2 separate regions of the Homo sapiens genome follow, and region 2 is linked to region 1. Evidence: chromatin contacts called from ENCODE Hi-C or POLR2A ChIA-PET data. All regions are on one chromosome and are shown on one strand. Each heading gives the region's core, a stretch centred on a gene start or an enhancer-like site at or near the end of the contact. The rest is flanking DNA. Distances are from core to core; before and after follow the strand shown.

Region 1 (2,924 bases), core at 392-2,891:
AAAGTAACTTCGGGTTCAGGTCCTGGATCCAGCAAAGGGTTTGCTTAACATTGCAAGAAAGATGTTGCCTCATGGTCAAAAGTCAGGCGTAGGATGAGACAGGCAGACACGCACACATTCACACCCACGTTTTGCAAAGATGGACTGACCCTGTCAGAGGATGTGTGGGTGAAGGTGCACAGTGAGGATAGAGACATATGGGAGTCCAGTAGACATCAATCAAACTGGACTCAGTTTGCACACACCTGGAGCTCAAGAGTCTCCAGGGGGAAAACAGAGACACAAAGTCAGACAGAGAGAGAGCCAGAGAAATTTCCTGCACCGTGAAGATAGTCAGAGGCAGGGAAGAAACTCCTTAGCACTAGTTAGAGTGATCAGAAACCAAGAGGACCTGATCGCTGTACCTGCCAGGTCTCAGTTTCTGTCTCCTTCCAACTGACCACCTCTTCCTCTGAGACTCACCAGTTCTGCATCTCTTGCTCCTCCTTCTGTTTCTCCGACCACTTCCACCTGTGGCTGTCACAGAAGGGCGGATGAAGGAGGGGACACTGGAGATAGACTCAGCATCTGCAGGCTTCCAAAGAGAGGGGCTAGGAGATCCACCAACACACCAGCACAAATACACCAGCACACACAGATACACACAATTGGTTCATGTATTGCTAGGTTACAGTTTGCTATGCTACAAAGGCAGTAGGCCAAATTTGATTGAATTGAATAATTCCTTATTTTCATCAGCTTCTCCTTTTTTTTTTTTTTTTTTTTTTTTTGAGATGGAGTATTGCTGTGTCACCCAGGCTGGAGTGCAGTGGTGTAATCTTGGCTCACTGCAGCCTCCACCTCCCAGGTTCAAGTGATTCTCTTGCCTCAGCCTCCCGAGTAGCTGGGATTAAAAGTACCCACCATCACGCCCGGTTAATTTTTGTGTTTTTAGTACAGATGGGGTTTTGCCATGTGGGCCAGGATGGTCTCGAACTCTTGACCTCAATTGATCTGCCCCCCTCAGCTTCCCAACGTGCTGGGATTACAGGTGTGAGCCACCGCACCCAGCCAGCCTCTCAGTTTTGAACATGCACTACCACCACCTCCACAACACACAAATGTAAATGCACTTTCGTATATAAAACTGTATAAATACAAGGAAGCTCATACACATGCAAGGATACACACATAAGCACCCCCAGATTCAACCACAGAAATATACGCCAGTACATTTGCATAAATTCAAACACCCCTTTACATGTAAAAATCATATAAGCACATACAGGGATGCAAGCAGGCATGGACAAATGCATGCAAGCACAGACAAACAGACAAAGCTAAGTAAAAAAGTGCAAGCTCACCTATGCTTACAAAAATAGACATACATATACCCACAAACCCACACACCCACACATTCACTTGCTCACCTGGACTTTGATATCTCTACCACTGTATCCCTGCCAATATCTACAGAGTGGGTAAAGGGATAGGCATCAGGTCACTGGGTTGCCCAAGCAGGAAGTCTGGGTTCCCTAACAACTTTTTCTAAGCTAATGCTCCTGGATGATGATGAAAAAGGAGGTGGGGAATGGATGAAATTTTATAACAGGGTGCAGAGGCAGGGTCAGGATAAAAGGCCCAGTTGGAGGCTGCAGCAGGGTGCAGGGCAGTCAGACCAGGACCATGGAACTCAGCGTCCTCCTCTTCCTTGCACTCCTCACAGGACTCTTGCTACTCCTGGTTCAGCGCCACCCTAACACCCATGACCGCCTCCCACCAGGGCCCCGCCCTCTGCCCCTTTTGGGAAACCTTCTGCAGATGGATAGAAGAGGCCTACTCAAATCCTTTCTGAGGGTAAGACACAGACGAATGGGGTCTGAGGGTGAGCTGCTTCTTGCCTTGGTACTTGGGGAAGCTTCACCAAACAGAATGAGGCAGACTTCCAGAGTCAGGGGTGGCACGGGCATGGTTGGTGAGTACGGAGCATGGTGAAGCATGATGGGTGGTATTATTAGGAGAAAAGCATCAAATTAAATTTAGCAGAGTTTATTTGAGCAAAGAAGTGACTCATGAGTTGGACAGCTCCCTAAACCAGGAAAGACACCACACGGCAGTATGGTCAAGTGGTATTTACAGGCAGAAAAAGGAGGTGACATACAGAAACAGCCTGATTGGCCACAGATCACAGCTTGCCTTACTTGGTCACAATCTGAGCAGTTTGCAGCCTGTGTGGACTGAAAGCCCAGCTGCTCTGATTAGCCAACACTTGGCTACTTGTCACAAGAATATATTCATTTGGGCCAGGTGCAGTGGCTCATGCCTGTAATCCCAGTGCTTTTGGAGGCCGAGGTGGTGGATCACCTGAGGTCAGGAGTTCGAGACCAGCCTGGCCAACATGGTGAAACCTTGTCTCTACTAAAAATACAAATATTAGCTGGGCATAGTGATGCGTGCCTGTAATCTCAGCTACCCAGGAGGCTGAGGAAGGAGAATCACTTGAATCCAGGAGGCAGAGGTTGCAGTGAGCCAAAATCTTACCACTGCACTCCATCCTGGGTGACAGAGTGAGACTCCTTCTCAAAAAAAAAAAAAAAAAAAAGAATATACTCCCAAGTTAGGTTGCAGTTCACTCTACAGAGAGAGCTTTAGGTCAAATTTAATTTAATTAAACAATTCTCCCCTTTTGGTCAGCCTCAAAATTTTGAGATTGACCAAAACCTTGGGCATCAACATTACTTCTGTCACCATCATAATGGACTTGTCTGCTCTCAGTATGGAATTCACAATGGACAATGTCAACGTAGTTGAGTGATTCTTTACCTTTTCTTCATGTTTTTGTTGTTCCCACTGTAATGAGCCCACTGGATGTACAAAGAATGGCTGCATATGAGCATTTAAGACTCTTTTTTTTTCTGAGACAGGGCCTCACTCTGTCAGCCAGG
Region 2 (2,834 bases), core at 311-2,810, 240 kb after region 1:
AGAAAACCAAAACCAGGCCAGGTGTGGTGGCTTACACCTGTAACCCCAGCACTTTGGGAGGCCAAGGCTGGTGGATCACCTGAGGTCAGGAGTTCGAGACCAGCCTGGCTAACATGGTGAAACCCCATTTCTACTAAAAATACAAAAAATTAGCCGGGTGTGGTGGCACACACCTGTAATCCCAGCTACTCAGGAGGCTGAGGCAGGAGAATCCCTTGAACCCTGGAGGCAGAGGTTGCAGTGAGCCGAGATCGTGCCATTGCACTCCAGCTTGGGTAACACGAGCGAACTTCCGTCTCAAGAAAAAAAAAAAAAGAAAGAAAGAAAGAAGAAAACCAAAACCAAAACAAAACTCACAGATCTGTAAATATAAGGCCTAATTCTGGTCTGAAGTTCTCTGAGATTAGAAAGTTGGAGATGGGGGGTGGACAGTGCCTATGATGGTAGATGACAGTAATGAAGAATGACCAATTTCTACTGAGTGTCCGCTGTGCACCGGGTCTTGCATTAACGCACACCTGCTCGTGTGTTTGTGAAGGAGGGTCTATGGATACACCCATTTTCCAGATGAAGAAACTAAGGCTCAGAGTGGTTAACCAGATTGTCCAAGGTCACATCAAACCCATGTCATGCTCCTAACCTCCTTAGAAACTGTTTTTTGTTTTTTCTTTTCTTTTTTTTTTGAGACAGAGTCTCGCTCTGTTACCCAGACTGGAGTGCTGTGGCGTGATCACGGCTTATTGCAACCTCCGCCTCCTAGGTTCAAGCAATTCTCTTGCCTCAGCCTCCTGAGTAGCTGGTATTACAGGCGCCCACCACCACGCCCAGCTAATTTTTGTATTTTTAGTAGAGACAGGGTTTCACCATGTTGGTCAGGCTGGTCTCGAACTCTTGACCTCAAGTGACCCGCCCACCTCGGCCTCCCAAAGTGCTGGGATTACAGGCGTGAGGCACCGCGCTGGGCCCTGAGAAAATGTTTAGAGTCAGTGCTTGATTAAACAGGAATTGTCTTATACTTACATGCTCTGAGCACAACCCCATCTGCTTGTCGTTTTAAACCTAGAAAATAGTGGCTATTGGCTGGGCATGATAGCTCACGCCTGTAATCCCAGCACTTCGGGGGGCTGAGGCAGGTCTGTACAAAAAATTCAAAAAAATTAGCTCAGTGTGGTGGCACACACCTGTAGTCCCAGATACTCGGGAGGCTGAAGTGGGACAATCACCTGAGCCTGGCAGTCAAGGCTACAGTGAGGCAGGATTGAACCTCTGCTCTCCAGCTTGGGTGACAGAGTAAGACTCTGTCTGAGAAAAAAAAAAACAAAAAACAGTGGCTATTAATCTTCCCGTTTTCAAGGTGAGGAACTGAGGCCCAGAGAGGGGCCCCCTCTCTGGGCCTCAGTTCCTCCCATCCTCCTCCCCTCCCCGGGGCTAGAAAGCCGAAGCTGAGATTCAATCCCAGAGGCCAGCTGGATTTGGGAGACCTCAAATGCCAGGTCAGGCATAAGTTGCACTCTACCCACATCACCAAGTGTCCCCAGGAAAGCAGAAGTGTGTCCTCTTCCCTTTCCAGGTCTCACTTCCTGCTGCACATGGGCTAGGGCTGAAGAGTTCCAGTGGGAGGGTCACAGCCGTCCCAGGGAAAAGAGAAGTGGGAGCAGGCATGGGGAGACCAACTGTCTGTACCCATCTCCTCTCTGTCCTGGTAGAGGTTCCTCTTCCTGTCTGTCACTGCAGGTCAGAGAGCAGGCATGGTGACAGCCTCACCCCCTCCTCGTACCCACCATCTGCCCCCACTCCTCCCCAGGTCTCATGGTGGTGTCATCTCCCTCCATGGGGGCTGTGTGACTTTGGGCAAGTTGCTGAACCTCTCTGGGCCTTGGCTTCCCTGTCTGTAAAATGGGGATGAGAAAAGAAATTGACCCCATAGGGTGGTAGTGCGAAGTCAATGAGTTCATCCAGTAATGTGCTTGACAGAGAGCTTGGTACATATTTGGCACTCAAGAAATATTTGCTAGGCCGGGTGCCATGGCTCACACCTGTAATACTAGACCTTTGGGAGGCCGAGGCAGGTGGATCGCTTGAGCCCAGGAGTTTGAGACCTGCCTGGCCAACATGGTGAAACGCCATCTCTCCAAATAATTAAAAAATTAGGTGGGGCTGTCATTACACCACTGCACTCCAGCTTGTGTGACAGAGTGAGACCCTGCCTAAAAAAAAGAAAAAAGAAAAAGAAAGAAAGAAAGAAAACAAACGTTAGCTGTTGATAATTATAATGTGCAAAGCAGTTTATATGCATCATGTCATTAAACCTTATACCCTGACAAGTAAGAACTGTGATGCCCATTTTCCAGAGACAGAAACTGAGACTCAGAGAAGTTAAGACACTCACTCTAGGTCACACAGCAAACAACATCCAACACAGGACTTAGATCCAAGGAATCTGGCTTTAGAGCCCACACCCTGTGGCAGTAAACTCCTTCCTGACATACTGTGTGGCTGTATGGCTGGAGTCTCCAGGGTGAAGGGGAAGCCCTTGGCTGCACCATTCCTGAGGCGTGGCTGTGAATTGTGTGGTTATGGGGGTTTTGTGGTTCCATGTGGCAGGGCTATACAGATGTGTACACCAGTGGTGGCCCCCTCCACTCTGAGTGTGCCATTCCTCGGGTGGAATAGGTATGGGAACCTGTGCCGCTATGCAGAGCTTGACACTTGTTGCCAGGAAACACACATAAAATAATAAGTGACAGGCCGGGCACGGTGGCTCGTGCCTGTGATCCCAGCACTTTGGGAGGCTGAGCGGGCAGATCACCTGAGGTAGGGAGTTTGAGACCAGC

The links. A loop is a pair of places that touch in the nucleus more often than their neighbours do. ChIA-PET counts read pairs that join two places held with the same protein, here RNA polymerase II (POLR2A). Pooled maps may share reads with other maps.
Region 2: a map with no recorded cell type shows a loop between it and region 1 (4-fold over the local background). The contact joins the enhancer-like site here to the promoter of CYP2B6 in region 1. A Hi-C loop is called at or near these places in 1 of 37 single-sample maps with no recorded cell type and 1 of 50 pooled maps. POLR2A ChIA-PET finds 5 or more read pairs at or near these places in 1 of 52 experiments (A673).

The regions. Positions count from the first base shown.
Region 1 is chr19:40,989,641-40,992,564 of GRCh38, forward strand. It overlaps CYP2B6 (cytochrome P450 family 2 subfamily B member 6), which reads left to right and starts at 1,642. Exons shown (of 9, transcript NM_000767.5): 1 at 1,642-1,836. The coding sequence starts at 1,666. RefSeq lists promoters at 1-1,681, 1-1,647 and cis regulatory regions at 1-9, 1,384-1,407.
Region 2 is chr19:41,232,325-41,235,158 of GRCh38, forward strand. All of the region lies in intron 6 of AXL (AXL receptor tyrosine kinase), which reads left to right. Among named protein-coding and RNA genes, the nearest start is that of AXL, 15 kb to the left of the region's middle. Within about 2 kb of position 1,561, at least 4 of the 41 ENCODE cell types and tissues checked have a DNase peak (open chromatin) inside an H3K27ac peak, as active enhancers do.